Linked DNA regions of Homo sapiens: region 2 is linked to region 1. Evidence: chromatin loops called from intact Hi-C (ENCODE). Cell type or tissue: endothelial cell of umbilical vein. All regions are shown on one strand. Each heading gives the region's core, and the rest is flanking DNA. Links, peaks and the distances in the headings are about the cores only.

Evidence for each region. Peaks named below come from ENCODE experiments on the same cell type or tissue, not always from the same donor. Only the 100,000 strongest peaks of a DNase experiment are listed, where the experiment ranks them.
Region 2: it touches region 1 in a loop (2.8-fold over the local background); 6 of 110 quality-filtered maps call a loop at or near these places.

What each region holds. Positions count from the first base shown.
Region 1 is chr16:14,051,532-14,067,287 of GRCh38, reverse strand. It overlaps a transcript of MRTFB not described here. Among named protein-coding and RNA genes, the nearest start is that of MRTFB, 12 kb to the left of the region's middle. In endothelial cell of umbilical vein, for the core only: no CTCF peak of the experiment used is centred there; DNase peaks (open chromatin) are centred at 9,177 and 10,077; H3K27ac peaks cover 2,025 bases.
Region 2 is chr16:14,000,262-14,016,017 of GRCh38, reverse strand. LINC02185 (long intergenic non-protein coding RNA 2185) reads left to right here. Exons shown (of 3, transcript NR_110909.1): 1 at 1-156; 2 at 2,560-2,646; 3 at 6,221-6,742. It also overlaps a transcript of MRTFB not described here. Among named protein-coding and RNA genes, the nearest start is that of LINC02185, 7.9 kb to the left of the region's middle. In endothelial cell of umbilical vein, for the core only: no CTCF peak of the experiment used is centred there; a DNase peak (open chromatin) is centred at 8,407.

The DNA.
Region 1 (15,756 bases), core at 7,732-10,231:
ATCACACCACTGCACTCCAGCCTGGGCAACAGAGGGAGACCCTGTCTCAAAAAAAAAAAAAAAAAAAGAGGGTTAACACCAAAGTGACATCATGATTTGAGGGAACGTTTTATAGGAACTGAAGTTGCCACTAACCTCAGGCCTTGCTGTGCCAAATTTAGGTTTCCATCCTGACACAAGATGTGCCATACTTTCCCATCAATGTGAGCGGCTCCCTGTGGACCTGTGGAAGTGATCCTCATGGGGAAGGGGTGGGCATAACAAGACCACGGGGCGTTATTCTTTGAAAACAACAAACAAACAAAATGGGTAATTCTGGCCAGGCATGGTGGCCCACTCCTGTAATCCCAGCACTTTGGGAGACTAAGGAGAGAGGATTGAATGAGGCCAGGAGTTTGAGACCAGCCTGGGCAACATAATGATACCCTGTCTCTACAAAAAATTAAACATTAAAAAATTAGCTAAGCATGGTGGTTTGTGCCTGTAGTACTAGCAACTGGTGAGGCCAAGGTGGGAGGGAGAGGGAGTTGGGGGTTGTAGGATGCTGTGATCGTGCCACTGCACTCCAGCCTGGGCATGAGAGAGAGACCACATCTCTATAAAAAACAAAAACACAGAGGTGAGTCTCATATGCACACCCCTAAAGGTTTAAGGTATGGTTTCCATCAAGTCCAACAGAGCTTAAAAGTAAGAGGTTTTAAAAAATAAAAAAATAGGCCGGGCACGGTGGCTCATGCCTATAATCCCAGCACTTTGGGAGGCCGAGGTGGGCAGATCACAAGGTCAGGAGTTCAAGACCAGCCTGACCAACATGGTGAAACCCCCATCTCTACTAAAAATATAAAAATTAGCCAGGTGTGGTGGCATGCACCTGTAATCCCAGGTACTCAGGAGGCTGAGGCAGGAGAATCGCTTGAACCCAGGAGGCGGAGGTTGCAGTGAGCCGAGATCGCGTGACTGCACTCCAGCCTGGGCAACAGAGTGAGACTCCATCTCAAAAAATAATAATAATAATAAAATAAATAAAAAAATCAATAAAAATAAATTAAAAATAAAAAATAAGGTATGGTTTCCAAAAAAAAGCACTATTAAAGTGTCTTTTGATCCAAGAAGAATTTTATAAAGTCCTATAGTGGGGTTTGTTTTATGCACATTCATTCAATAAAAAATGTATTAAGCACTTAAGTGCCAGCTAGTATGTCAATAACTATGAGCAAGACAGGTATAGTCCATGCTTTCATGGCATTTATGGTCTAGAGGAAGAGAGAGGTGTTAATTAAATAATTAAACCAATAAAAGTTGAAATACAATGTAGTAAGTAGAATGAAAAAGAGGAGCAAATGACAAGAAAATGGCTGGATGGAAGGGTAGGAAAGAACTTGCTTGGACTGTGTTGTGAAGGATGCATCAGAGAGAACTAGGCAGGAAGGAGAGGGGAGAGCATTCTAGAGATCAGCAAAGAGGAGGTAAGTGCTAAGTGTTAGTGGCTGGGAGGGCAGGGTGGACCAGAGCCTTAAAATACATTAAAAAAAATTTTTTTTTAGGGATGGGGTCTTGCTATGTTGCCCACGCTGGAGTGCAGTGGTGTGATTATAGCATGCTACAGCCTTGAACTCCTGGGCTCAAGTGGTCTCCCTTCCTCAGCCTCCTGAGTAGCTCGGACTACAGGTGCACCATCACACCAGGCTTTAAGAGGCATCTTCAACATCATACTGAGTGGGCAAAAGCAGGAAGCATTCCCCTTGAAAACCAGAACAAGACAAGGATGCCTACTCTCACCACTCCTATTCAGCATAGTACTGGAAGTCCTGGCCAAGCAATCAGGCAAGAGAAAGAAATTAAAAGCATCCAAATAGGAAAAGAGGAAGTCAGACTATCCCTGTTTGTAAGATAATATGAGATTTTATACCTAGAAAACCTTAGTCTCAGCCCCAAATCTCCTAGATCTGATTAACAGCTCCAGCACAGTTTCTGGATACAAAATCAATGTAGAAAAATCAGTAGCATTTCCATACACCAATAGCATCCAAGCTGAGTGCCAAATCAAAAATGCAATCACATTTGCAATAGCCACACAAAGAGTAAAATACCTAAGAATACGGCTACCCAGGGAGGGGAAAGAACTCTGCAATGAGAATTACAAAACACTGCTGAAAGAAAAGAGAGATGACACAAACAAATGGAAAAACATTCCACGCTCATGGACAGGAAGAATCAATATTGTTAAAATGGCCATACTACCCAAAGCAACCTACAGAATCAATGCTATTCCTATCAAACTACCAATGACATTCTGCACACACTTAGAAAAAACTATTCTAAAATTCACACGGAACCAAAAAAGAACCCAAATAGCCAAAGCAATCCTAAGCAAAAAGAACAAAGCCAAAGGCATCACATTACTGACTTCAAACCATACTACAAGGCCACAGTAACCAAAACAGCGTGGTTCTGGTACAAAAATAGATACATATACCAACAGAATAGAATAGAGCCCCCAGAAATAAAGTTGCACATCTACAACAATCTGATCTCTGACAAAGTTGACCAAAACAAGCAATGGGGAAAGGATTCCCTTTTCAATAAATGGTGCCATGATAACTGGCTAGCCATATGCAGAAGATTGAAACTGGACCCCTTCCTTACACCATGTACAAAAATCAACTCGATGGATTAAAGACTTAAATATAAAACCTCACTATAAAAACTTTTGAAGAAAACCTAGGAAATACCATTCTAGACATAGGCCCTGGCAAAGATTTTATGATGAAGATGCCAAAAACAATTGCAATAAAAATCAACAAATGGGACCTAATTAAACTAAAGAACTTCTGCACAGCATAAGAAACTATCAACAGAGTAAACAGACAAACCACACAATGGGAGAAAATATTTGCAAACTAAGCATCTTACAAAGATCTAATTCCAAAATCTATAAGGAACTTAAACTAACAAGCAAAAAACAACTCCATTAAAAAGTGGGCAATGGACATGAACAGACACTTTTCAAAAGACGACATGTATACAGCCAACAAGCATACGAAAAAATGCTCAACCTCACTAATCATCAGAAAAATGCGAATCAAAACCACAGTGAGATACCATCTCACACCAGTCAGAATGGCTATTATTAAAAAGTCAAAAAATAACAGATGCTGACGAGGCTGTGGAGAAAAGGGAATGCTTATTCACTGCTGGTGATAATATAAGTTAGTTCAGCCACTGTGGAAAACAGTTTGACAATTTCTCAATGAACTTAAAACAGAACTACCATTGGACCCAGCAATCCCATTATTGGGTATGTATCCAAAGGAATATAAAGCATTCTGCCATAAAAACACATGCATGTGTATGTTCATTGCAGCACTGTTTACAATAGCAAAGACACAGAATCAACCTAAATGCACATCAACAGTATACTGGATACAGAAAATGTGGTACCTATACACCATGGAATACTATGCAGCCATGAAAAAGAATGAGATCATGTCCTTTGCAGCATGGACATCTCAATACAGATAGGCTACAGGTACGACAGCTGTTTGCTACATCCTGCCCATCCTTGACCTAGCACTGGGTGCGGCAGAGGTGGTAGGACTGAGCTCAGATTGACCAACAGGAATGGTGGATGGAGCTGGATGCCATTGTCCTAAGTGAACTCATGCAGGAACAGAAAACCAAACATCACATGTTCTAACTTATAAGTGGGAGCTAAACATTGAGCAGATGTGGACACAAAGAAGGGAACAATAGACACTTGGGTTTATTTGAGGGTTGAGTCGGGGAGGAGAGTGAGGATCAAAAAACTACCTATTGGATACCATGCTGATTACCTGGGTGACGACATAATACATACACCAAACCCTGTCGACATGCAATTTATAGAACCAATCTGCACATGTGCCCCTGAAACTATAATTTAAAAAACAATAGATTATGTGATTTGGGCATAATATATAATAATACATGTGATTTTAAAAAATTAATGACATCTTGAGACACATGTGCACCCCGAGCACATGGAGGCAGTGGAGAGAAAGAAATCAAACCAGAAGCAGAAGGGTGTTGTGAGCAACGTCGTTGGTCCTCAGATACTCATCGTTCCTGTTGGTCAATCTAAGCTCAATCCTGCCACCTCTGCCGCACCCAGTGCTGGATCAAGGATGGGCAGGATGTAGGAGACAGCGTTGTATCTGTAACCTATCTGTCTTTGAGGAAATCCCACATTGTAAGTCCGGGCACCCCGGAGAAGATATCAAGATGCAGATCTCCTGCCTTCCTTGCAACTAAGACAAGCCGTATGATGTCGGCCCTGTCACCTGGAGGCACCCCATGAGAATGTTGAAGTGTCAGTGGCAGAAGTGGCTGGCTTTGGGGGTAGTGGTTGCAGGGTCGAGCTCCCAGTGGCATAGTGGGCCCCGTGCTGACGGCAGCAGCGGCTAAAGTGAGGGCAGGCTCCTGGCACTGATGTTTCATGGCGCAGGAGCAGGGTGGAGTTTAGTTCATCCAGCCAGGCCTGCAGTGTGGTTTGGGGCATTTTTCCTAGAAGCTTAGCCTCAAGTTCTTTTCTCTGGCCCTCCCAGTGATTCTGTGGGATACCTAACATCCTCTATTGCATTCCCAATTCTGCTTAAACCAGCTCGCGTTTCCATCCAAGGACGTCGACCCCTTACAGGCCAAAACCAATCAGAGCCTGTGAGACTTGGACAGGGGCTCACCGGGGGTAGTGGGGAGGCAAACTTTCTCTGCTGTAAGGGAGAACCCAGGAAGCCAGCCCACTCCCCCTGCTTACCTGGAACCTCTGTTGCCACCAATGGCTTTCCCAACAGCTGTGATGGGAATGAGCCTTAACATAGGGCATGCATGGCACAGATGCCAAAAGATCCTGGAGGCTGGGTGGGTGGCTCACGCCTGTAATCTCAGTACTTTGGAAGCTAAAGCACAGGGATCACTTGAAGCCTGGAGTTCAAAGCCAGCCTAGGCAACATAGCGAGACCCTCATCTCTACAAAAAATAAAAATATAAAAATTAGCCAGGAGTGGTGGCAGGTGCCTGGAGTCTCAGCTACTCAGGAGGCTGAGGCAGGAAGATCGCTTGAGTCTGGAAGGTTGAGGCTGCAGTGAGCTGTGATTGTGCCACTGCACTCCAGCCTGGGTGACAGAGCAAGACCCTATCTCAAAAAACAAAACAAAACAAAACAAAACAAAACAAAATCTGGGTCCTTGATGACATCACCAAGCTGCTGGACTGACCCCAGACCCACAAAGCCCTGGCCACTCTCTTCCCTGAGCTAATGCATGTGGTCAGACCAACTCCAGTTGGCTTCTTTGTTCTTTGAAGCCCAAATATTTACACTGGTACAGGGAGGAAGGGAGCAATTTCTGGGGAATAAGCATGCCTCTTCCCTGGCTATGTCAGGAACCACCTTAAATTCTGTGCAATTTTAAAATCTATTCCCTCCCCACCTTACCAGTCCTACTCAGGCAAGTCCTACCTGGTTCCAAACACTTCATTCCAGAAAATACATCCTTCCTTGGCCCTCCCCCTCCTTTGACTCTCTCTTTGATGGGTGTAAAGTGGTTCCATTACTTGCCTAGCTCACACATCTGGTAAGTGGTAGAGCTGAGGGTCTGGAGGCAGTACAGATTCCAGGCTTTTAACCACTAGATTGAGTGCCCTGCACTATCCAGCTTTGTTACCAAAAAAAAAAAAAAAAAAAAAGATGACCTTGAGCCAGACCGAAAAAAAAAAAAGACCTCAAATCCTGCTCCATATTTGCTGTCTGGCCTTGAACAAGCTTCTTAAGTCTCACTGTGAAATGAAGTTAGTGATGCCAGCTTCATAGAACCTGGTAGTTATCTGTGCTGTTCACCAATGACTGACTTCAGGCTCCCCAGCTTCTGGGCACATGCAGGGCTCCACTTCCTTTTCCACTTGGGTGAGGTGTTCTGACTAGCTCTGGCCAAGGAGTGTGAATGGAGAGAGTAAGTATCTCTTCTGGGCCAGAGCTCTGTGTCTCTGGCAGGGCAAATAGCAATGCCCAGGATGGCGCTGGCTCTGTTGAGAAGAGCCCTCAGCCAACCCATTGTGGGCACAAAATGAGCAAAACACAAACTTTGGTGTTTTTTTTTGTTTTTTTTTTGAGACGGAGTCTTGCGCTGTCGCCCAGGCTGGAGTGCAGTGGCGCCATCTTGGCTCACTGCAAGCTCTGCCTCCCAGGTTCACGCCATTCTCCTGCTTCAGCCTCCTGAGTAGCTGGGACTACAGGCTCCCACCACCACACCTGGCTAAGTTTTTGTATTTTTAGTAGAGACAGGGTTTCACTGTGTTAGCCAGGATGGTCTCGATCTCCTGACCTCCTGATCTGCCCACCTTGGCCTCCCAAAGTGCTGGGATTACAGGCGTGAGCCACCGCGCCCGGCCAAACTTTGGTTGTTTTAAGCAGCTCCTGGTTGATGGCTGTCATAGCATGCACTAGCCTATCCCGCCTGATATATCTAGGATGGTCACTTGCTCACTGATTCCCTTGAACATATTTCTGCTGTGTTTCCAAACCCCACCTGGATAAGAGAAAAAGCTCAGGCAGCAGTTCTAAAGATTCTGGTTCAACACACCTTGGATGAGGCCCAGATCTCTGCAGATTTCTGGAGCTTCCCAGTGATTCTGTTGCACTGCCAAGCCTGAGACCCCTGCATTACCATGGACCACTCGTGATGAACAATAGGATGTGGTCCCTACCCTTGAGGGCTACGTAGATTGGAGAAGACTGGTGCCGAGAGAGAAAAATGAAAATTCAAACAGGGTAAGAGACCTGAAACCTGCGAAATGAAGTGAGAATATATGAGAGCTTTATGAACTATAAAGCTTGACCTGTAATAAAAATAGATGTGTTTCCTGGCGAATCCATTCATCAACTGTGTGACCCAAGACTGGGTGCATAGGCTCTCAGCCTAACGTATATATCATAAAATTATGTGTCTCAGTCGGGCATAGTGGCTCACACCTGTGATTTCAGCACTTTGGGAGGCCGAGGCGGGCAGATCACTTGAGGTCAGAAGTTCGAGACCAGCCTGGCCAACATGGTGAAATCCTGTCTCTACTAAAAGTACAAAAATTAGCTGGGCATGGTGGCGGGCTCCTGTAATCCCAGCTACTCTGGAAGCCGAGGCATGAGAACTGCTTGAACTCAGGAGGCAGAGATTGCAGTGAGCTGAGATTGCGCCACTGCACTTCAGCCTGGGTGACAGAGTGAGACTCCGTCTCAAAAAAAAAAAAAAAAAAAAAAAAAAATTACATGTCTCTCTGTTTTCCAGATATGAATATTGAAGTTGAGAAGGGTTCTGAAATGTAGCCCATGATCATACAGCGAGCACATGGCTAAATTGGAATTCAGACCCAGGTCCTTCCATATTTAAAGTCCGAGGCCCCACTGGTTTGCACAAGGCCCCTGCTTATCTCTCCAGCTTTAGCTCTTGTCTTCCCCTTCACCTTGGACCCTATCTTCTAGCCAACTCCAAGCTTCTCTTTCTAGGCACATGCTGTGCCATTTCCTCTGTGTTTTGGCTCACGCCTGTCTTTCTGTCCAGCATGATTTTCCTCCTTTCTCACAACCTTGCCTCTAAACACTGGAACACTCATGGTTTGCAGGCATAATCCTTGGACACTCAGTTTGATGTGCTGTCACCATCTTCCACAGTGTGGCCCTGCAAATGGCCTTGCACCTGCCGACTGGATGCCTCTGTCATTAGATTGCATCTGTGTGGAGGGCAGAGCTTGTCGTCCTGTCCTTGGGTCATCTGACTAGCATCCTAACACTTATACTAAAATATCAGCCATGACCACCTGAATACTCAGCTCAGCAAAACCAAAGCCTATAGCTTACAAGGCAGACCCTTCCAGGTAGCGGGGAGAGGGGGCAGGGAGAGGTTGATTAACGGATTAGCAAAATTACAGCTAGATGAGAGCAGTAAGTTCTAGGCTTCTGTAGTACTGTATGGTGACTATAATTAACATATTTTATTGTATATTTTCAAAAAGCTAGAAGAGAGGATTTTGAATATTTACAACACAAAGAAATGATAAATGTTTGAAGTGCTAGATATGTTAATACCCTGATTTGATCATTACACTGATTTGAGCATTGTCTGTATGTATCAAAATATCTGTATCCCATAAATATGAACAATTATTATGTGGCAAATAAAAATAAAAGGAAAAAATATTATGTCAATAATGAGTTATACAAAGGATTAAATATGTATTACTTTGGGCCGGGGGCGGTGGCTCATGCCTGTAATCCCAGCACTTTGGGAGGCCGAGGCAGGCGGATCACTTGAGGCCAGGAGTTCGAGACCAGCCTGGCCAACATGGCAAAACCCTGTCTCTACTACAAATAGAAAAAATTAGCTGGGCGTGGTGGCACGCACCCATAATCCCAGCTACTCGGGAGGCTAAGGCACGAGAATCTCTTGAATCCAGGAGGCAGAGGTTGCAGTGAGCTGAAATCTCACCACTGCACTCCAGCCTGGGCGACAGAGCGAGACTCCGTCTCAAAAAAAAAAAAAAAAAAAAAAAACAAATACAAATAAAAAATAAATAAATAAATATGTTTTAGTTTAAAGAAAAGCCCTTCCAGTAAGACCACACAGAAGAATACTTAAGAAAGCAAGTTGAGAGTTCTGATCCAGTCTTTGCCACTTTGTAGTTTTGCAGCTACAAGCACCATATTTCATTCTTCTTGACCTGTTTCCCAGATGTGAAATGACACATCTGAGACAGTACCTACCTCACACAGTCGTTGTGAGAATTCAATGAGATTGATGTGTACAACAAACTTGGGTACATTGCCCGGCTCATGAGGAAGAATTGGACTAAATTCCAGCTGCCTTCATTATTTCTATTATTGTTGCCTTCTTTTTATTATTAAAGCTATGGAGCATGCCCTTGTAGCTACTTGTAGTTATTCTTATGATTACTCACCACATCCTCCCTCCCTTCCCGCCAACCCTAAGTGACTTTGCTAAAGATTCCTTCCGAGAACGGATAGTGTTCTTGGAATTCGCGAAATGAGTTCTTCATTGTCTTATGATGGTTCAGTGCCCCAGTGGTGATTTTGCACTCCTGGCACCCCCGGGAAGCTGCCCAGTTGGCTCCCCAGGAAGTTGGTGCCTGCCAAGCCCATTCCATCCAGGCTTCCTGGATACAGCTAAGAAAATACGGGCTCTCCGTAGGCTCTCCCTCCCACTGACTTGACATCTCCCTGCTCCGGGGTATTCTGGGTTTATTTCTGGTCAGCTCAGGTCACTGTGAAGGTGGCCCCCACCCCTGGCTCTGGGAATGGCAGGATCCCAAACAGGCCCGTGGGCCTCTGGAATTGTTGATAACACTAAAAGGAATAATACCTGGAACACACTTATTTTCTTTCCTCCCAGGAGGAGCTCAGAGTTGGACTCTTTAGTTTTGAATAACAAGCACTTCATTTGCCATCAGAGTGAGCCAATCTTGCCTTGCCTTAGTTATCTTTAGCATATCCAGAGTGTGGTAGGCAAAATTTGGGTTTTCAGCGAAGCATTCCTCGGGGTTTCATAGTGAACAACTCTGAACTGTTATGAAAGGACGGAAAAACAGAAAATTCCTCCACACCCAAAGTATTACAAGAACAGGGAACTTAAGGAAAAAACCAAGTCCCAGACAACAAAATAAAGGGAAATGTAAGCTTGGCTTTTTGTATTGAAAAGATTCTGATGACCCAGCCATGAAAGGTTTCCACTAGGATCTGCTTGGAGGTGAAAATTCACAGGGTCTGTGAAAAGGAAAATAAAGATGGGAAGTCAGAAGAAAAGGAAAGGGAACAACATGTGTGTTGGAAGATGAAGGGGACAGAAATCAATGAGATGGTTAAAAGACAAGAGGTAAGGTGCCCCCAGGAACAAGAATTGTTGCCAAAGTAAGAGGGCCATCGGGTGACAGTATTTTCCAGAAGGCTGGAGCAGAAAACAGGCACACACACAATTTTTTTTTTCCGGAAATATGTTGACACACAACTGCTCAAATAAATTTGCATTCCCATCTCAACTGACTCATTTTTTGGCTGGAACAGTGAGCTTACATTCCAGAGCCCAGGCCGACCCTCTTGCACCCCCACTGCCGATAAAGTATAAAATGTGTAATTAGTGCTTTTTGCAGTAGGAAGGACCGTGATGTCAGCTCAGCTCTCTTTCCTGTAGCCTCTGTCTGCAATATCTAGCATTCAGTGTTGCATCCTTATGTCAACCATTTCCACAGGAGAAAAGATGAGAGGAAGGGTGAGAAGGGAGCATATTTTTACAGCTTACCAGGATTTAAGCATCAGTCTTTCAATTAAAAAACAAAGTTACAAACAGGGGAAAGAGGGATGTTAGACTGAGTGCTGTGATGATGAATTGAAATCAGTAGTATTGGTATGAACTAAAGGTTTCTTAATATGTAGAGATAGGTATAGGTGGACAGATGGATGGATAGATAGATAGACAGATAGATACATAGATAGATAGATATATCCATGCATGCATGGATTGGTATACATAATATATTCTCAAGCTCTGAACACTGAGAGACTCCAGCAGCAAGGATTCTCCACTAGCAGTGAGCACACCTACCACTCAGATCTTGGTTTCTAAATACCATTCTCCAAAAAAAGAGAGACCAGGGCTCCTTGGAGAGGTGGTTACTTCCAGAACTGGAGCGGAGAAAATACAAAATGCCTGTAGAATACCTTGTGATGCCAGAAAATAGGGAATTGCTCAAAAAATAATTGGGGTTTATTGGAAGGATGTAGAGCTCCTCATGGCCAGAGATGGAAAAATTTGAGCAACAAACTAATGGTAATATTGGATTATAAGTCATAGAATAAATACCCATGAGTCCATAATAATAAGAAAGGAAGAAAAGGAGTAAGCAAGAAAAGGAGGAAGGAAGGAAAGGAGGAAAGAAGGAGGGAAGTATTTTCTTAAGAAGAATTACAATTAATAGGCCGGGCATGGTGGCTCATGGCTGTAATCCCAAAATTTTGGAAAGCCGAGGTGGGGGGATCCCTTGAGGTCAGGAGTTCAAGACCAGCCTGGCGAACATGACGAAACCCTGTCTCTACTGAAAATACAAAAATTACCAGGGCATGGTGGTGCACACCTGTAATCCCAGCTTGTTGGGAAGCTGAAGCATGAGAGTTACTTGAATCCAGGAGGCAGAGGTTGCAGTGAGCCGAGATTGTGCCACTGCACTCTAGCCTGGGTGACAGAGTGAGACTCTGTCTCAAAAACAAAACAAACAAAACAATTAATAAATGTAGAAGCAATGAGGGAAATAAAAAAAATCACCATTAGAACACCACAGTAGAAATTTCTGCAGGTAAGATCCATGGATGCTTGCTAAAGTTTAAGTGAGCAAACATTTGAGGAGAAACAAGATAGTCGTGAAGTATCTCCCCCGAGAGATTAATTAATGACAAAAAGAAAAATGGTAACTTTATAGTGAGGAAACCCAGCAGACACCACATTAATCAAGTGGTTGAAGTTAACATCCCTAGTAATAAGTCATGTTGATATGTTGATATGATAGACATGATTCAAAGAGAATGGCATTTCACCTCTATTATTCTTCTCCCAAACCCATAACCTCCGTCTAATCATGAGAAAACATCAGACAAACCCAAATGGAGGGACATCTACAAAATGTCCCTCCAGTATTTTTCAAAAGTGTCAAAGTCATAAAAGACAAGGAAAAGGCTGAAGAATTGTCAGAGGCTGGAAGAGACTAAGGAGAACTGATGGCTAAATGTAATGTGGGTTCCTGGACAGAAACAGGTCATTAGAGGGAAAACCTGGTGAAATCTGAATACAGTCGATAGATTAGTTAGTAATATTGTACCCACGTTAACTACTTCTTCTTCTTCTTCTTTTGAGACGGAGTTTCACTCTTGTTGCCCAGGCTGGAGTGCAGTGGCGCAATCTCGGCTCACGGAAACCTCCGCTTCCCGGGTTCAAGTGATTCTCCTGCCTCAGCCTCCCTAGTAGCTGGGATTACAGGCATGTGCCACCATGCCCAGCTAATTTTGTATTTTTAGTAGAGACGGGGTTTCTCCATGTTGGTCAGGCTGGTGTCAAACTCCTGACCTCAGGTGATCCACCCGCCTCAGCCTCCCAAAGTGCTGGGATTATAGACATGAGCCACCACACCTGGCCTCCATGTTAACTTCTCAGTTCATTTTGCATTGTTCTATAGTTATAAAACATGCTAATATTAGGAGAAGCTGGGTGGAGGGTCTTTGGGAATGTGCTGTTGCTTTTGCAACTTTTCCTTAAGTCTGAAATTATTTTGAGATCAAAAGGTTTTTTGCTTTTTAATGAGGTGCTCAGTTTACCTGTTTACTGCTGATAGGGTTTTCTAGCAGCAATGTGAATCTGGAAACCCTCTGTTCTAAAACTGGTATAAGAAGTAAGGCCCTTCAGAGCTTCCATTCCTTGGGGGAGAACTTTAAGGGGGAGCTTCGTTCAATAATAAATGCTTATTAAGTACTATGATGGACTCTGAGGATATAAAGGTGAACCTACAGACATGGTTCCTGTCCTCAGAGAGCTTACTAGCTAGCGGGAGAAAATAGACCAAAACAAAGTACAAAAAATAAAATCAAATCATTGTGAGCTGTAACAAATGCCATGAAGGAAATCAATAAGGAGGCCAGGAAAGGAATTCCTGAAGTGATGACATAGAAGCTGAGAGCTAAAGAATGAAAAGGGCCGGTCATGGTGGCTCATGCCTGTAATCCTAGCACTTTGGAAGGCTGAGGACGGTGGATCACTTGAGGTCAGGAATTGGAGACCAGCCTGGCCAATATGGTAAAACTCCATCTCTACTATAATTACAAAAATTAGCCAGACGTGGTGGCAGGTGCCTGTAATCCCAGCTACTTGGGAGGCTGGGGCAGGAGAATTGCTTGAACCCAGGAGGCAGAGGTTGCAGTGAGCTGAGATTGCACCACTGCACTCCAGCCTGGGTGACACAGCGAGACTCCATCTTAAAAATAATAATAAAATAAAATTAAAAAAGAAAAAATGAAAAGGATCTAAATATGTCAAGAATGGGAAAAGGAGAACCCCAGCAGAGGGAACAGCACGCGCAAAGCCCTGAGTCAGGAAAGAGCTTGGTGTGTTTGAGGGCAGTGGCACAGATCACCATGAACACTAGGCCATAAGTTGATTTAGAATAGACTCGTCAAACAGTAAGGAGGTTTCTCAAATGACTGAAAACGAACTAGCACACGACCTCACAATCTCACTAGTGGGTATTTATCCAAAGGAAAGGAAATCCATATATCAAAGAAATATCTGCATCCCCATGTTTGCTTGTGTGTGTATTGATTTATTTTAGAGGCAGCCTCACTCTGGCTCCCAGGCTGGATGCAGTGGCACAATCATAGCTCACTGCAACCTTGAACTCCTGGGCTCCTCCTGCCTCAGCCTCTTGAGTAGCTAGGACCACAGATGCCCTCCACCACACCTAACTATTTTTTTTTTTTTTTTTTGAGATGGAGTCCTGCTCTGTCACTCAGGCTGGAGTGCAGTGGTGCAGTCTTGGCTCACTGCAACTCTGCCTCCCGCTTTCAAGTGATTCTGCTGCCTCAGCCTCCTGAGTAGCTGGGATTACAGGTGCCCGCCACCACGCCCGGCTAATTTTTGTATTTTTAGTAGAGACAGGGTTTCACCATGTTGGCCAGACTGGTCTCGAACTCCTGACCTCATGATATGCCCGCCTTGGCCTCCCAAAGTGCTGGGATTACAGATGTGAGCCACTGTGCCCAGCCTAATTTTTTAAAAAAATATTTTTTTTGTAGAGTCAAGGTCTCACTATGTTGCCTCGGCTACATCAATGTTTATTGCAGTGCTATTCACAATAGCCAAGATATGGATTCCACCTAACTGTCTAACAAATGAATGGATAAAGAAAATGTAAATGTGTACATATACATGATATAAATGGATATTACATATATCCATTTATACACACACACACATACACACACACAGAGGGCTGGGCACAGTGGTTTGTGCCTATTATTCCAATGCTTTGGGAGGTCGACGTGGGAGGATCACTTGAGGCCAGGAGTTTGAGACCAGCCTGGGCAATGTAGTGAGACCCCATCTCTAAAAAAAAATGTATATATACAATGGAACACCATTGTATGTCAGTCAGCCATAAACAAGAATGAAATCCTGGCATTTGCAGCAACATGGATGGAACTTGAGGCCATTATGTTAAATGAAATAAGCGAGGAACAGAAAAACAAATATCATATGTTCTTACATGTGGAAGCTAAAAAAGTGCTGTCATGGAGGCAGAGGGTAGAATGGTGGTTTCCAGAAGTGTTGGAGTGGGGATGAGGACAGGTTGGCTAATGGGTACAAACATAAAGTTAGATAGAAAGAATGAATTCAAGTGTTTGATAGTACAGCAGGATAACTGTGGTTAACAACAATTTATTGTATATTTCTTTCTTTCTTTTTTTTTTTTTTTTGAGATGGAGTTTTGCTCTTGTTGCCCAGGCTATAGTGCAATGGCACCATCTCGGCTCACTGCAACCTCTGCCTCCCAGTTTCAAGAGATTCTCCTGCCTCATACTGCCGAATAGCTGGGATTACAGGCATAAGCCACCGTTCCTGGCTAATTTTTTGTATTTTTAGTAGAGACGGGTTTCACCATGTTGGTCAGGTTGGTCTCAAACTCCTGACCTCAAGTGATCCGCTTGCCTCGGCCTCCCAAAAGTGCTGGTATTACACGCGTGAGCCACTGTGCCCGGCCTGTATATTTCAAAATAGCTAGAAGAGAAGATTTGAAATGTTCCCAGCACAGATAAATGATAAGTGTTCAAGGTAATGGATATTTTAAATACCCCGATGTGATCATTACACATTCTACACATCAAAATGCCACATGTACCCCATAAATATGTACAATTATTATGTAACAATAAAAATTGTTTTTAAAAAAGAATAGAATCCTCAATCCTTGTCTATACCACCACTGCCACCATGACTCCTCCTCCCTCATTTCATGTAATCCTCCCAACAATCCTACCACGTAAAGAACAAAGGAAACATCAGCACCCCCCCATGCAAAACCCTCTCTAAATGGTCATAACAAAACAAAGTATGACCACTTTGCATTTTAAGCTTGTGTAAGGGTGGGTGGCGCGCTTCACATGGATGGGGAAATCAGTCTCTCTGCTGGTCTTTTCCCCTTGCAAAACTTGATGTGAGAGGAAGAGACCAGATTGGAAGGTCTGGGTCTCAGCAGAGCACATTCACGAGAGGGAAGGCATGTAAAGGGAAGTCCAGGGAGAGCTCAAAATCAGAGAGTTGAAAAGAAATGAATTGTTCTGATCAGAAAAAAGGTGGAGAAGAATATTTGGGAGGCAAGATAAAAGAAGATTGGAAAGGAAGGATGTTTGGGGGATTCTGAAGAAAGATACCCAATACTCATAAGTGTGCGTTGAACACTCCTTCCAGAGCCCCTGAACCTTGTGAAGTCTGCCACATAGGCAGACCTGGTGTGTCTGTGAATGTGTGTTCTGTATGAGTGTATTTGTGTGTGTGTCTGTGAATGTGTGTCTATACGAGTGTGTTTGTATATCTATGTGTGTGAATGTGTGTTCTGTATGAGTGCATATGCGTGTGTGTGTGTGTATTTGTATGAGTGTACTGTCTGTGTGTGTCTTTAAGTCCA
Region 2 (15,756 bases), core at 7,111-9,610, 51 kb after region 1:
GATAGGGTAGAGGCAGAAGTAGACGCAATTAAACATGAAGGATTGTGAAGGCAAAAGATGAACCAGCCAGCCTAGTCTCTGGATGCATAAGCTCCAAGTGTGGAGGAGACCCGGAGAGAAAAGCAGACTGTTCTCTGTGTTTACCTGTAAGCACAGGTAAGTACAGAACCTTCTGGGAAAGCCCACTGATTTTGGTGGCAACAGCCTTCTTCAAGTGAAGACAGGAGGGAGTGAGCCTGCATCTTTAAGGATCACACAGTCTCATTTTAATTATTAAGTTGCTGCATTATTAACCGATCAGCTGTGTGCGGCAGAAAACCAAGGGTCAGAACTCCAGGGCAACGATCCATTCCTGGTGCCACCTCCAGCCCAGTAGTTTCGAACTCTTCTCGGGGCCCTTTCAGAACTTGATGAATGATAGCGAGACTTCCTTCCAGAAAAGCGCAAAATTTGTCTGCAATTTCAGGATTCGGCTAGGAATACGGCTGCAGGTATTTCCTGCCGGTGTGTTGAGGGGCTTTCCACATCCGGTCTCATGGAGTCCCAGGTCCCCTATATTTCTTGGTCTCTTTCTGAGTAATGATAACTCCTAAAGGTGGATGCAGGGAGAGGAGGAAGGGGAAGAGATGAGGAGGTAGGACTTAACAGCACAGGCCTGAATTATTTGGGGAAGAGAGGAAAATAAAGTTCTCTTTGCTGAATTGCCTTGCACAAGGCACTGGTCAAACAGAACTCTAAGCGGATAGTCCCACGGATGAATGTGCATGCCTGTGTGCATTCGTTTCCAAACTTCAGCCATGCAGAGACACCTCCAAGCCTTTTGTTTCATTTCACTTGCATTGTGGCTGTTTCCCTTTAAAGCAATACACTTACACTTACATTTCTTTCCCAGGGAAACTTTATATTACTACCAGACATGTAGAGCCGCAAATGTTATTTGAAAGGGATTAAACACTCAGAAAACCAAACAATAGTATGAAATCCTAGCTAGCCTCGATAACTGTCCTTCACTCTGAGCCCCAAGATGTACTTTCTATTTAAACAAAAAAAGAGGCAGGGTGTGGGGAGTGTGGAGGTGTTGGGGGATGAGAATAGCAAGGAAAAGAGATGTTAGACACCGAACTGAGAGTTTTTTATTTTTTATTTTTTTGAGATGGAGTCTTGCCCTGTCGCCAGGCTGGAGTGCAGTGGCACGATCTCAGCTCACTACAACCTCCGCCTTCTGGGTTCAAGCAATTCTCCCTGCCTCAGCCTCCTGAGTAGCTGGGATTACAGGCACCCACCACCATGCCCGGCTAATTTTCTTTTTTTCTTTTTTGCATTTTTAGTAGAGACGGGGTTTCACCATGTTGGCCAGGCTGGTCTCGAACTCCTGACCTCAGGTGATCCACCTGTCTTGGCCTCCCAAAGTGCTGAGATTACAGGCGTGAGCCACTGCGCCTGGCTTTTTTTTTTCTTTTTGAGACAAGAGTCTCACCATGTTGCCCATGTTGGAGCGCAGTGGCGCAATCACTGCTCACTGTAGCCTCTGCCTCCCAGGTTCAAGCAATTCTCCTGCCTCAGCCTGCCAAATAGCTGGGACTGTAGGCGTGTGCCACCATGCCCAGCTAACTATTACTATTTTTTTTTAATTTGTAGAGACAAGGTCTCACTATGTTGCCTGGGTTGGTTTCAAACTCCTGGCCTCAAGTGATCCTCCCATCCCAGCCTCCCCAAAGTGCTGGGATTACAGGCATGAGCCACCTTGCCCGGCACTGAGACTCTTGATATTATCAGGACTGAAATGATTGCAAGAAGACTGTCACTTTCTCACCAGTCTTCACTCTTACTTCATTCTCCACGCAATTGGGAAACACCGTGATTTATTTAACAAATATTTATTCAGTTGCCTGCTAAGTGTTCTTGGCCCTAGGGGAGAGGAGGGGAGGGCATGGGGAATAGACATGGGTCCTGCCCTTCTGGAGGGAATATTTTCATGGTGGAGACAGACAAACGACTAAGCGAAAAATAAAATGATTTGAAATGGGGTTGAGTACCGTTTAAAAAACTAACAAGGGGTTACAATAGTGAGTTGTTCAGGCGTGGGAGGTGCGAGGGTGGACTTCACATGCTGGAGGCAAGATCAGGAGGTAATTTGGTCCTCCAGTGAGTGAGACCTGCGTTTCCAATAGAAAAGTCACGTTCAGGGTTGGATTCTTAAGCAGTGGGAAAGTGGTTAGCAGCTGTAACTTGATATCCCAGGCATAATCTGAAGGACACTACAGAGACCTGCTCTTTGCCCCTGATTCAATCAGAAAGCAAAGCAGATGTTGTATTAATAGTTTTCCAGTCCAATGGCCAAGAGAAAACAAAATATGTCATACATGTGGTTGTATTTAAAGGCAAGATTACAACACATGTTCAACAAACGTTCGCTGTTGCTGGAGCAAGGAATTCCATTCGTAATCGCAGCTGAGTTAATCTAATTAACTGCAAATGAAGATGCCTGTTTTCAAGTGCAGCCAACACAGTCAGGGTACACAGTATTTACAATGTTTTCCCCTCTTCTTTCCTTGCAAGGCCGCAACCTGCCATGCTGTTTTTAAATGCCCAAGAGCTGGTGACAAGAGGGTTTCCCTTTGCCATCTGGACCTGATTGCCTTAGAGGTAAAGATTCAATACCCTTAAGAAGTTAGATTCTAAAAGATTATAAATTGGTGCCACTGCTTTTGATTGCAATTGATCAATTTCCGGATAGAGATTGCACAATCCATGAAGACACACAACACTCTCAGAAGTCACTGCTCCATGCTGTGCCCCTCATCCCTGCCTGGGAGCTCGGTATCTCTGCCTCCCACCTTGCTAACCAGCACCTCTGCCTTCACTCAGAGCGCTCAGGACATAGCTGTAAGCCACTCAAAAACAGTTCTTGAAATCTCAAGTTCAATACTGGCCTCCTAAATCCTAGCAATTCCCAGAGGAGTGAGAGGTGGGAGGTGGCAAGGATGAAAGGCTGATTTTAGCTCTGCATTTGGGGCCTCTTGAATCATCTTTATTTGATGGGAAACTGGGAAGACTGGGGGAGGATAACGTATTAAGCTTATTCCATTGAAAAGACCTCACTAAGATATCAGGAAAAAGTCAGATGATAATATTAGATTTACAAACCACAGGCGGTTTGCCTTCTCATCCCCTACAGGCTGAAAGCTCCAGGGCCATGACATTTTAGGCACCCTGAGGCAGAGGGGTTAGAGTATGGGCTTTGGACTCAGGCAGCCCTGAGTTCAAATCCCAGTTCTACCATTTACTGCATGTTAAACGTTCATACATTGCTTAACCCCCTGAGCTTCCATTTTCTCATCTGGGAAATGGGTATGACACCATCTGCTTCTCAGAGTTGTCCTGAGGATGGGAAATGATGCCTATGAAAATGTCAAGGTCAGCCGGGCGCGGTGGCTCACGCCTGTTATCCCAGCACTTTGGGAGGCCAAGGTGGGCAGATCTCGAGGTCAGGAGATCGAGACCATCCTGGCTAACACGGAGAAACCCCATCTCTACTAAAAATACAAAAAATTAGCCAGGCGTGGTGGCAGGTGCCTGTAGTCCCAGCTACTTGGGAGGCTGAGGCAGGAGAATCGCTTGAACCCGGGAGGCAGAGGTTGCAGTGAGCTGAGATTCCACCACTGCACTCCAGCCTGGGTGACAGAGCGAGACTCTGTCTCAAAAAAAAAAAAAAAAAGAAAGAAAGAAAAAGAAAATGTCAAGGTTGTTGCCTGCCCGAGACTCTGTCTCAAAAAAAAAAAAAGAAAAAAAAGAAAAAGAAAATGTCAAGGTCGTTGCCTGCCCTGTAGTTTGCACCTGCGTTGAGTAAACAGTACGTTCTCGCTGCCACCCTCACCTTCTCCAGATTTTCACTTTTCCCTCCCACTTTCCTCTGGAGGCTGCCTGCACTCTAAGCCATCTCCATGATGTCATCTAACCCAGATCTTTCCAATTCTTCCTAAGACCAGACATTTTTCAGGGGCAATGCTGGGTGACAGCCATTAGTCCAAGCTGTGGCCAAGGAAAGTGCTCTATCCCTGTCCAAGGGCAATTCCCAAGTGGGTTCCCTGTAACAATAACGAATGCCTGTGAGCATTCCTTGCAAGAATTATTATTATTATTTGTGAGACGGAGTCTCACTCTGTTGCTTAGGCTGGAGTCCAGTGGCATGATCTTGGCTCACTGCAACCTCCACCTTCTGGGTTCAAGTGATTCTTCTGCTTCAGCCTCCCCAGTAGTTGGGATTACAGGCGCCCACCACCACGCCCAGCTAATTTTTGTATTTTTAGTAGAGACGGGGTTTCACCATGTTGGCCAGGCTGACCTCAAGTGATCTGCCCGCCTCAGCCTCCCAAAGTGCTGGGATTACAGGCGTGAGCCACCACACCTGGCAATAATAATTTTATTTTAAAAGGAATTCTGTGCTCTTATTAATTTAGGAAATACTTAGGGATTCACAGTGCACATTAGCATATTAAGGGTTCTGAGAAATCCTGTAGCAAATAAACCCATTTAGCTTTGTTTATGCTAACTTTCCCACTTGAGCTGACCTGGCCACATCATGTTATCCCTCTTCTTTTCTCAGAGTGCTTTCCTTTAACTCCTCTCAATTCATCCTCCCAAAACCCTCTCACCCACTTTCACAGATGTGGAAATGGGGTTCAGAGAGGTGAAGTGACTTGCCCATGATGGCTCAGCTGGGTAGCACCAGAACCAGCTGCTTTCTTCCTGAGTCCAAGGCTCTTTTCTCTACATCTGGAAGAAACAGCTGAATACATCCCTTTCTGGCTAAACAACCACAGAATCTGTCAATCATTGCCTGGGCTCCTGGGATGACATCGCCCAACAATTTCATTTTCTCAACAATGGGAAAACCAGAAAAGGGAAGAGATTTGTCCAAAAGTGACAGGAACAGGGGTGGCAGAGCCAGAACTGGCACCCAGCCTACTAACGCCCAGGCCAGGCCATCTTCACCTTATGCCTGGGGCCCACCTGTCTGGCTCAGACCCCTCAGTCATCTTCATTACAGCTTTCTTCCCTCCAATACTAGAATACACTGTCCAATAGATCTTTCTGTGGTAACAGAAATGTTCTATAGCTGTGCTATCCAATACGGTAACCACTAACTACATGTGGCTATTGAGATGTATCTAGTGCAAATAGGAAGTAAATGTTTAATGCTATTTAATTTTACTTAATTTACACTTGAATGGCCACATGTGGCTAATGCCTACCATATTGGACAAGGCAACTCTAGAGGTCAGAAATGAAGGCCAGGCATGGTGGCTCATGCCTATAATCCCAGCATTTTGGGAGGCTGAGGCAGGAGGATTGCCTGAGCCCAGGAGTTCGAGACCAGCCTAGGCAACATAGGGAGACCTCATCTGTATAAAAATAGCCAGGCATGGTGGCACGCACCTGTAATCCCAGCACTGTGGGAAGCTGAAGTGGGAGGATCACTTGAGTCCACGAGTTCAAGACCAGCCTGGGCAACATGGCAAATCCCCATCTCTACAAAAAATTAAAAAATTATGGTAGCCTGAGCCTGTGGCCCCAGCTACTCGGGAAGCTGAGGCAGGGGGATTGCTTGAAGTTGAGGCTGCAGTGAGCCATGATCCTGCCATTGCACCCCAGCCTGGGTGACAGAGCAAGATCCTGTCTCAAAAAAGAAAATAAATCATATCATAGCAAGTCTACTGAGATCCACTCCATGTAATTATCATATGAATAGAAGATCCTTGTAAGAACTGTTGAGGCTAAACTGCCTGGACCTTGTTGGGGGCTAAATTCCCTTTCATCAGGGCACAACCTGAGATGTCTTTGCTCAAGCTATTTCTTCCTTCCCTGGCAGCATCCTACCCAGCTTCTAATCTAAGCTCAAACACACCCTCCTTCAGGAAGATTTGCTGTTCTACCTTCTCCCCACCAAGCAGAGTGAAGGGATTCTTCTTTGGAACTCCCACTCTCCTTTATTTATCTCCAGATGGATGAAAAAGGAAGAGGGTTTCTGTTTTGCTAAAAGCCCTCTGGTGAGCAAGTGGATGAAAGAGGAGAGAGTTTGCCTGGGGCAGGGGTGGAAGGGGGAGTCGTGGCAGGGGCAAATGCTAGGTAGCTTGAGAGAGATAAAGAAGATGTAATTAGAGAAGAGGGGTGATATGTGATTTAACCTTCTCCTTTATCTGCCCTACAACATCTTTAGTGAAAGTCGACATTGCAAACCACAGTGACACGTGGATAAAACTCACGTTGTTGGGGGGAGAAGAGCAAAACATATGCTTCACAATAAAAACACTCAGTATCCTAGGAATAGGAGGGAACTTCCTCAACCAGATAAAGGGCATCTATGAAAAACCCAGAGCTAACATCACACTTAATCGTGAAAGACTGAAAGCTTTCCCTCTAAAATCAGAAACAAGAAAAGGATGTCTACTACTGCCACTGCTATTCAACATTGTTCTGGAAAATTCTAGGCAGAACAAGTAGGCAAGAGAAAAGAAGAGGTATCCAGATTGGAAAGGAAGAAATAAAACTGTCTCTGTTTGACAGTTGTCATAACCTTGTACATAGAAGATTATGAAGAAGCTACCAAAAACTATTTGAATGACTAAACAAGTTTAGTATGGTTGCAGGATACAAGATCAATATGCAAAAACCAGCTGTAGTTCTTCTATATGTTGAAAAGAAGAAAATTTAGAACGAAATTAAGAAAAATTCATTCACAAGAGCATCAAAAAGGATAAAAAATAAGGCCAGGCATGGTGGCTCATGCCAGTTAATCCCAGCACTATGGGAGGCTGAGGAAGGAGGATCACTCAAGCCCAGGAGTTTGAGACCACCTGAGCAACACGGCAAGACTCTATCTCTACCAAAAATTTTAAAAAATTAGCCAGGTGTAGTGGCCATGCCTGCAGTCCTAGTTACTCAGGAGGTTGAGGTGGGAGGATCACTTGAACTCAGGAGATTGAGGCTGCAGTGAGCTATGATCTGGCCACTGTACTCCAGCCTGGGTGTCAGAGAGAGAGACCCTGTCTCTAAATGAAAATAAATAAATACATAAAATTTTAAAAAAGAATGAAATACTTAGGAATACATTTAACCAAAGAAGTATGAGGCTTTTTACATTGCAAAACTATATAACATTGTTGAAAGAAACTAAAGAAGACCTAAATAAATGGAAAGACATCCCATGTTTATAGATGGAAAAGTTTAATATTAAGATAGCAAAACTTCTCAAATTGATCTACAGATTCAATGCCATCCTTTCAAAATACCAGCTAACTTTTTTGCAGAAGTTAACAAACCAATCCTAAAATTCATATGGAAATTCAAGAGAATCAGAGCAGTTAACCTTCAAAAAGAACAAAGTTGGAGGGTTCATACTTCCTGAGTACTAAAACTTAGTACAAAGCTATAGTAATCAGATACTATGAAATTGACATAAGGACAGACATATAGATCACTTGACTAGGCTTGACAGTCCAGAAATAAACCTTCACATTTCTGATCAATTGATTTTCTACGAGGCAGCCAACACAATTCTGTTTTAAATATGGTGGTAGGACAACGGAGTAGCTACATTCAAAAGAATGAAGTGAGACCCTTAACTCACACCATAAACAAAAACTAATTCAAAATGGATCAAAGACCTAAATGCAAGCATTAAAACTATAAAACTCTTAGAAGAAAACATAGGAGGAAATCTTCATGACCTTGGATTAGTCAATGGATTCTAAGATATGATACCCAAAGCATAAGCAACAAAAGAAAAAATAGAAAAATTGGACTTTATTTTTTTAAGAGATGGGGTCTTGTTATGTTGCCCAGGCTGGACTTGAAATCCTAGGCTCAAGTGATCCTCCTACCTCAGCCTCCTGAGTTGCTGGGACTACAAACATGTACCGCCATGCCCAGCTAAATTGGACTTTAAAATGGAAAACTTTTGTGCTTCAAAGACGTCAAAAAAGTGAAGACAACCCACAGAATGAGAGAAAATTTTCACAAATTGTATATCTGATAAGAGACTTGTGCCTAGAATCTATAAAGAATGATTACCACTCAATAATAAAAAGACAAATAACCCCATTAAAAACAGGCAAAGGATCTGAATAGACGTTTCTCCAAAGAAGATAAATAAATGGCCGATAAACACTTGAAAAGATGCTCAACATCATTTGCCATCAGGGAAAAGCAAATCAAAACCATGATGAGATGATGAGATACCACTTCACACCCACTAGGGTGGCTATAATAAAAAAGACAGATCGTAATAACTGTTGGCAAGGAGGTAGTGAAATTCGAACCATCATCACACATTGCTGGTGGGAATGTAAAGTAGCACAGAGCTTTGAAAAACTGTTTGGCAGTTTCTCAAAAACTTAGAGTTACCATATGACTCAGCAACTTCCCTCGTAGGTATATAGAAGAGAAATGAAAACATATGTCCACACAAAAACTTGTACATGAATGTTCATAGCCGTATTATTCATAATAGCCAAAAGTGGAAATCACCCAAATGGTAAACTGATGAGTGAATAAATAAAATGTGCTTTATACATATGATGAAACATTCTTTGTCAATAATGAAGAACTGATCCCTGCCGCAACATGGGGGAACTTAAAAGCATGATGTTAAGTGAAGGAAGTCAGATTCAAAGGTCCATGATTCCATTATAAATGGCATTCCATCTGTGGAATTCCATATATGGAACGTCTAGAATAGGAACACTTCCTTTCTATAGAGACAGAAAGGAAATTAGGAGTTGCCAAGAGAGGATGGGGAGACTGGTGGGTGATGGCTGAGAAGGTGGCCGTGTTTCTTTTTGGGGTAACGAAAGTGTTCTGAAATTGATTGTAGTGATGGCAGTACAACTCTGAATTTACTGAAAGCCATTGACTTGTACATTTTAAATTGGTGACTTGTACGGTGTACGAATTACATCTCAATAAAGCTGGTTTTCTTTTCTTTGTTTCTTTATTTTAATAGACAGGGTCTCACTCTGTTGCCCAGGCCGGAGTGCAGTGGTGCGATCATAGCTCACTGCAGCCTTGAACTCTTGAGCTCAAGCAATCCCCCCACCTCAGCCTCCCAAGTAGCTGAGACTATAGGCATTTGCCACCATACCCAGCTAATTTTGTTTATTTTTTGTAGAGATGAGGTCTTGCTATGTTGCCCAGGCTGGTCTTGAACTCCTTGGCTCAAGTAATCCTCTTGCCTTGGCCTTCCAAATTGCTGGAATTACAGGCATGAGCCACCACACCCAGCTAATAAAGCTCTTTAAAAAAAAAAAAGTTGCATATGGATACATACAACATATCATTTATATGAAAATATTGAAACATGCAAACAATACTATTGTTTAGAACACATACAAGGGCAGCGAACGCAGAAAGACATGCATGTGGATTATAAGGGCACAAATGGTTAGTGCATGAGAGAGACACAGGCTGCTTCAACTATAATTCTAACGTTTCTTTTTTTTTTTTTGAGACAGAGTCTCACTCTGCTGCCCAGGCTGGAGTGCAGTGGCGTGATCTCAGCTCACTGCAACCTCTGCCTCTGGTCAAGCGATTCTTATGCCTCAGCCTCCGGAGTAGCCATGATTACAGGCGCGTGCTACCACAACCAGCTAATTTTTGTATTTTTTTTTTTCTTTTGAGACGAGTTTTGCTCTTGTTGCCCAGGCTGGAGTGCAATGACACAATCTCGGCTCGCTGCAACCTCCGCCTCCCGGCTTCAAGTGGTTCTCCTGCCTCAGCCTCCCAAGTAGCTGGGATTATAGGCATGCGCCACCACGCCCAGCTAATTTTTCTGTATTTAGTAGAGACAAGTTTTCATCATGTTGGTCAGGCTGGTCTCGAACTCTTGATCTCAGGTGATCCACCCGCTTCAGCCTCCTAAAGTGCTGGGATTACAGGTGTGAGCCACCACACCCGGCTAATTTTTGTATTTTTAGCAGAGATGCGGTTTCACCATGTTGGCCAGGATGGTCTCCAACTCCTGATCTCAAGTGACCCACCCGCCTCAGCCTCTCAAAGTGCTGGGATTACAGGCATGAGCCACCACACCCAGCCGTAACATTCATTCTTAAGCTTGGCAGTGGAACATGATATTATCCCACATACCTTTTCTGTTTGCTTGAAATTCTTTGTGAAATAATTTCCCAGGCATTTTCCAATGCTGCAGAAACTGGACATGTGTATTTGATGGATGAATTGGGGGACTGGCCTAAGGGGGCCCTGGACTGGAAAAGCTGGTCCCTTTCAGGTTCCCCACACTCAATAAAACATTTCCTGTATTGAATCCAGCAATCTCTGGGACCATCTCCGGAACATGCTTTCCCATAGTTGGTGTTCTGCAGAAAATAGTACGGCCTTTGCAACCATCCAGACAGCCCTGGTTTGAGTCCCCGCTCTGCCCTCATTACCAGCATGGCCTCTCAACAATTACTAAATACCTCTGGGCTTTACTTTCCCATCTGCTAAATGGGAATCATACCACCTGCTCCTTGAAACTAGTGATGATGGAATGCAGAAGCCCTTGCAAGGTGCCTGGCTTCCCCTGCCTGCTGAGGACGAGGCTCTCACTCTCTGCTGAATCTTTCTGGGTGATGCAGGTTGTACTGGACCCTACATTCCTTTGCACGGTGTGTGATCGGCCATCAATCAGTACTCCCTGAGTAGAACTGACTTTAAGAGCCTCAACTTCCTTCCTCCCTTCCTTACTACTTTGAAAAGCCAAGGGAACCAAAGGCTTCTGAAGAGAGCTCCCTTCATTACTTTAAAAAACAAAGAAATGTAGAAATAAGCTGGCTCTGTCATTCTCCATGGATCGTTTTTGTGTTCTCAGCTGTTGTTCATCAGTTCCTGGAGGCTCACAGGGCAGTGCCAGCCCCCAGGGGCCAAGGAATGGGATGATGGTGTGTGAGGATCTGGATGTAGCCTTCCCACCTCCAGTCATGCAGGCTCCTTCAGCCCTTCCTGGAGCACAGAGAGTTGGATGCCTTGGCCCAGGCCCTTGGCAGTGAGATTTAGTCCCTGCTGATTGCAGCCCAGCCCCTGGGGGAGAACCGGGCCTCAGAAACTGAGACTGAGATCCAGGTGGACAGATGGGAGCTGGTTCTATGCTGACCAGGGTAGATGGAAATGCTGACTGCCCAGAGGAGCTTCTGGAGAAAGCTGTCATGGAGGTAATTCCAGTGACTGAACAGAACCCAGGAAGTGCATTCTCTGAGCTTTGGGCCCTGAAGCTTCCTCTTCCAAATGTCAGTTGCAGCACAGAGCTCAGCACTCGGCCATTCCTTCACTCCCTCTGGGACTTGGCTGGTTTGTTTTGGGAAGGTTGCAGTCCCTGTGTCTGGCTCAGGTCTCAATGTCATCCAAAGTCTTTGTGGCCAATGGGAAAGGGAGCAGGGAGACAGAGCCCCATGGGGCCCCGTGGGCTGTGTCCTGGCCATCCTGGCCAGTGGGGGAGAGCCTGATCATGGTGCCCCTGAATGTCCCCAAAGGAGGTCAGAGCACAGGCCTTCTTTACGCCACTTCCACCCGACCCACAGTAACCCCACCGTGACTCCCTGCGGTTGCAACTTAGCTGAAAAGCGATACATCATTCTAGCTTCACCCGTGGACCTCTGGGATCCCTTGAGGCCCCATCTGTTCAGTGCCTGACCCTGATTAACCTGTGGTCCTTCTGGCCTAGGGCCTGGCATCATGGAACAGGATGGGCGGCTTTGGGAACCAAGGGAAAAGTGACAGTCCATTCCCTCCACCCCGGTTACTTGTCTGCGGTCCAGCTAGCCATTCTCCCATCCACTGGATGAAGGTCCTACAGAAATCAAGGTCCGGGGCTGCCACCAAGCCTTCTGGCTTCTCCAAGGAGCTCCTGGGGCTCATGGCTTGCTGTCCACAGTCCCTGCCTGCCTCCCACCAGTCCTCCATTCTGCTGCCAAAACCACCCAACGAACCCTCAAATGCAACTGTCTCACAAACCCGCATTATGGACCCTGCTTGGCTCTCCTCCACAGACTGGAGGCCCACAGATGGGTTTTTGCTTGTCCTGCATTGAGATTTTTAAAAATCTGGAAGTTGCCCAGGTTCCCTTGAAACACCAGTTGGCTGGAGCTAGTGCAAGGCCTCCTTAGGCAGGTACTTAGGGAACAGTCCTCACCATTCCCTATCGTCTCACATCCAGCCTCATTCCCTCATGAAATGCAGTGTTTGGTGCCTGCATACTTTTGAGTTTCCCCCCTCTAGTCTCCAGGCAAAGGCTATTGTAGCATGGCAGGGAGGGAAGGAAGAAGGAAAGAAGTGTAGAGGAAGGAAGGAAGGAAGGGAGGGAGGGAGGGAGGGAGGGAGGGAGGCAGGCAGGCAGGCAGGCCGGCCGGCCCCAGCTCTGCTGGTGAATGCAGAGGGGCTCAAGCAGTGGTCTTCCCTGCCAGGACCTACGTGCATGCTCTGCAGAGCAGGCTGGGAGACGCCTCTGTCGGGAACTGCCATTGCACTGCTGTGGCTCTGGGAGCAGCAAACTGCCTGGGGGCTGTTCTCTGATTTCCAAACCACGGCAGGGAAGAGCACTGTGAGCGTGCGGGGGTGGAGGGTGGAGAGAGACAAGAAAGCAGGAGCAGAGGGAAGTGGAAGGGGCAGAGGCGTGCTGCTTAGCAACCGCGGAAGAAAATTTAGAGAAGTGACAGGACCATTTCTCCCTGTGCCTGAAAGGGAGGATTAAAAAGAAAGAAACAAAAAACTCGTCACACGCCTACACTTGCTCATCTTGTTGTGGCGGCTCTCGGAGTGTTGGCTGGAATTCACAGGGCTCCTCTGCAAGGGAGGGCCATTGTGGAGGATGCCTGGCCAGCCACGTGTGATGTGGGAAAAGCTACAAAAAACTACGTCCTCAATAGCTCAAGGGGGACCATCTTTGTGGCCCCTCAAGGGGAGGGAGTGAAGCCTTGCAAGAAAGATGTAAGGACACAACCTCACCTGTCTCATCTTTTCTCTCTCTCACTTCTTCCTCCTAAGTCTACCAACATCTAGAGAGAAAGGTGTCGGAGTCCTGTTCTCCATCTTTCTCCCAGAACCTCACGAACAGCCCCAACCCCATTCCTTCCTCCCCACCGAGAATTCTCTGTTGCTTTTCTTTCTTAATTTGATTTTCTCTGGCTCAGAATCGAGATCAAAAGAGGAAATTCTTTCCAGCCTTTTAGGAATAATTCCCAGAATCTCCCCCTGGAAATGCATACGTAATTACCATAATTATTTTTAAAGAAATCTTTCGTGTTCTCTTACCCGCTTCTTTTCCATCTCTCCTGCAGGCTTGGGGAGGAGGGGAGAGAGAGGAAGCTTCAAGAGTGTCTTTGTGGTTGCTGGTTGACCAGTATAAACGGTATTTACACATTTAGAGTGGCAGACTCACCAGTACGTGAGAGAATTGTCGATGATGCAGGCAACTTACATGAAATGTACCCCTCCAGCATTCAACGCAGCAGAATCACCTAGTAGAAGTTATTCTCTTTCTAATTTGTTTTCAGTTGTTTTAATTTCATCGAGTCTCAAGTTGGTGCTAGCCTAGGTCATTAACACCTCCCGGACACTTGCTAACCTTGCCTTTTTTTTTTTTCCCGGACGGAGTCTTGCTCTGTCACCCAGGCTGGAGTGCAGTGGCATCATCTCGGCTCACTGCAACCTCCGCCTCCTGGATTCAAGCGATTCTCCTGCCTCAGCCTCCCAAGTAGCTGGGATTACAGGCACCCCCAACTTTGGCCAATTAATTTTGGTATTTTTAGTAGAGACAGGGTTTCACCATGTTGGCCAGGCTGGTCTTGAACTCCTGACCTCAGGTGATCCACCCATCTCAGCCTCCCAAAGTACTGGGATTACAGGTATGAGCCACCATGCCTGGCCTAATCTTGCCTTTTAGCAACCATGACAGCACCAGTCTTCAGGCTTACAGCGAGCGAGAGCAACCAGCTATCTTTTAATCATAGTATTGCTTTTGGTTGTATTTATTTTCTACAGACCATGAGAGGGGCTTTTTGTTATGGCTGGTTCTTTTTAGAGGAAAGACAAATAATGAATCAGTAATAATTGAGTTGGAACAAGGATACAGTGCCTCATGGCAGAGGCCTGAAAAAGAGCCCAGATTTCCAGCTCCTATTCAGCGAAGTGGGTTCCCCAGGTGGCAGGCTGCAGATCAAGCTTGGGGAAGGTTCTGGTCTGAGGTCAGTGGGTCCAGCTGGTCAGCAGATGGCAACGAGGGAACTTTGGATGAGAGTTGTTGTCGGAGCCCGCCGGCCTGGTTTTGCAGCCTGCTTGAAGCCCGTCTCTTCCCTGGGATGACAGAAGCCAGTTCATCAGTGTTCACCGTGGGACACGAGGCTGAGGAGAGTGGGTGGCTGCTGAAGTCACCTTTGCTTCTGGCGGCCAAACCTGATTTTGCTCTGGGCGATCATTGTTCACTACTCTCAGATCTGGGTTTGAGCAGACTGGACCCACCTCGGGCCATCCGCGCTTGTCTTCGTTGCTTTGGGTACGGTGATGGGTTCTAGATGGGTAGTGAGATGCAAAGAGGCTTTTTCTGGGAATGCTGGGGCTGGATCTTTCCCACTGGCTTTGAACCCAAGAAGGGGAGATGCCAGAACCCCTGTATCCCCTATGAGGAGGGCGCTCACAGCAGATAATGGAGCCGAGAAACCCAATCCTGATGGTATCGGTTCCATCCTGGATCCAGCTGTGCCCGAAGCTAGGCTCTACCCTTGGCCGCCTTTGGAGCTACCCACCAAGCCAATAAATTCCCCTTTCATGTAATCCAGTGAGGATCAGTGTTTCGGTTGCTTGCAACCACAAGCGTCTTAACTGATGAAATGGCTCATTGCAAATCCTTGGCCACTGAGAGAGAAAGAACTCAAAGGGCAGGTACTGCGGACATGGGTGAGGGACGTAGTCGCTATACCCATACACCAGCATAGGAAAAGCTGTCATTGTCACAGGAAGCTCCAACATTTAGATGATCATGTATCAGGCACAGGCCAAGGGCCTGGCATGCAATGGTTTATTTAATCCTACGTTGGTTTATTTTGATCACCATTTTAAAGATTAGAAAACTGAGGCTCAGAGACCTTCTGTGGACCTCAGTGGCAGAGCTGGGTTGGGTTCCTTGACACTGTGTCGTCCCAGCCACCCTTCTGTAGTAAGCAAGTAGGTGGCTCACTGGCAAATACAAAACTCAGACACTGTGTGATGGGAAGGGGGACAAAGGGGACAGAGAGGTGTGGTTGTCAGGAGACACACAATGATACTTGTGTCCCAGGTGATGTGAACGCCACCCCCAGGAGCTGTGTGTACCCAGCCTGGATGGCTGTCCACAAGCCCTGCAGAGAGGGAATCAAACTGCTTTTACTCCTGATTGAAGATGGAAAGGCAGAAAAGGCCCTGGCTTTAGATCAGAACACATTAGCACTAAAAAGCTGTGTGATTTGGGGAAAATCATTTCATCTTTCCAAGCCCCACTGCTTTTCCCAACTGGGAAATGGGGAGACCCCGGCCCTTGACTCACTCACCTCACTGAGCTCCTGGAGCATCAGATGTGAAAGGTGATTTGCAGGATAAAAAGAGGGGCTACGGGATGGAGGGGATCAATCCCTTGACTTGCCAGCGGTGAAAGAGCAGGTGTAGACAGATAGATGTAAATCAATGACCTATGCGTCCTCCTCCCCCGCCGGGGGCTGGGAAGGGGCAGTCCAA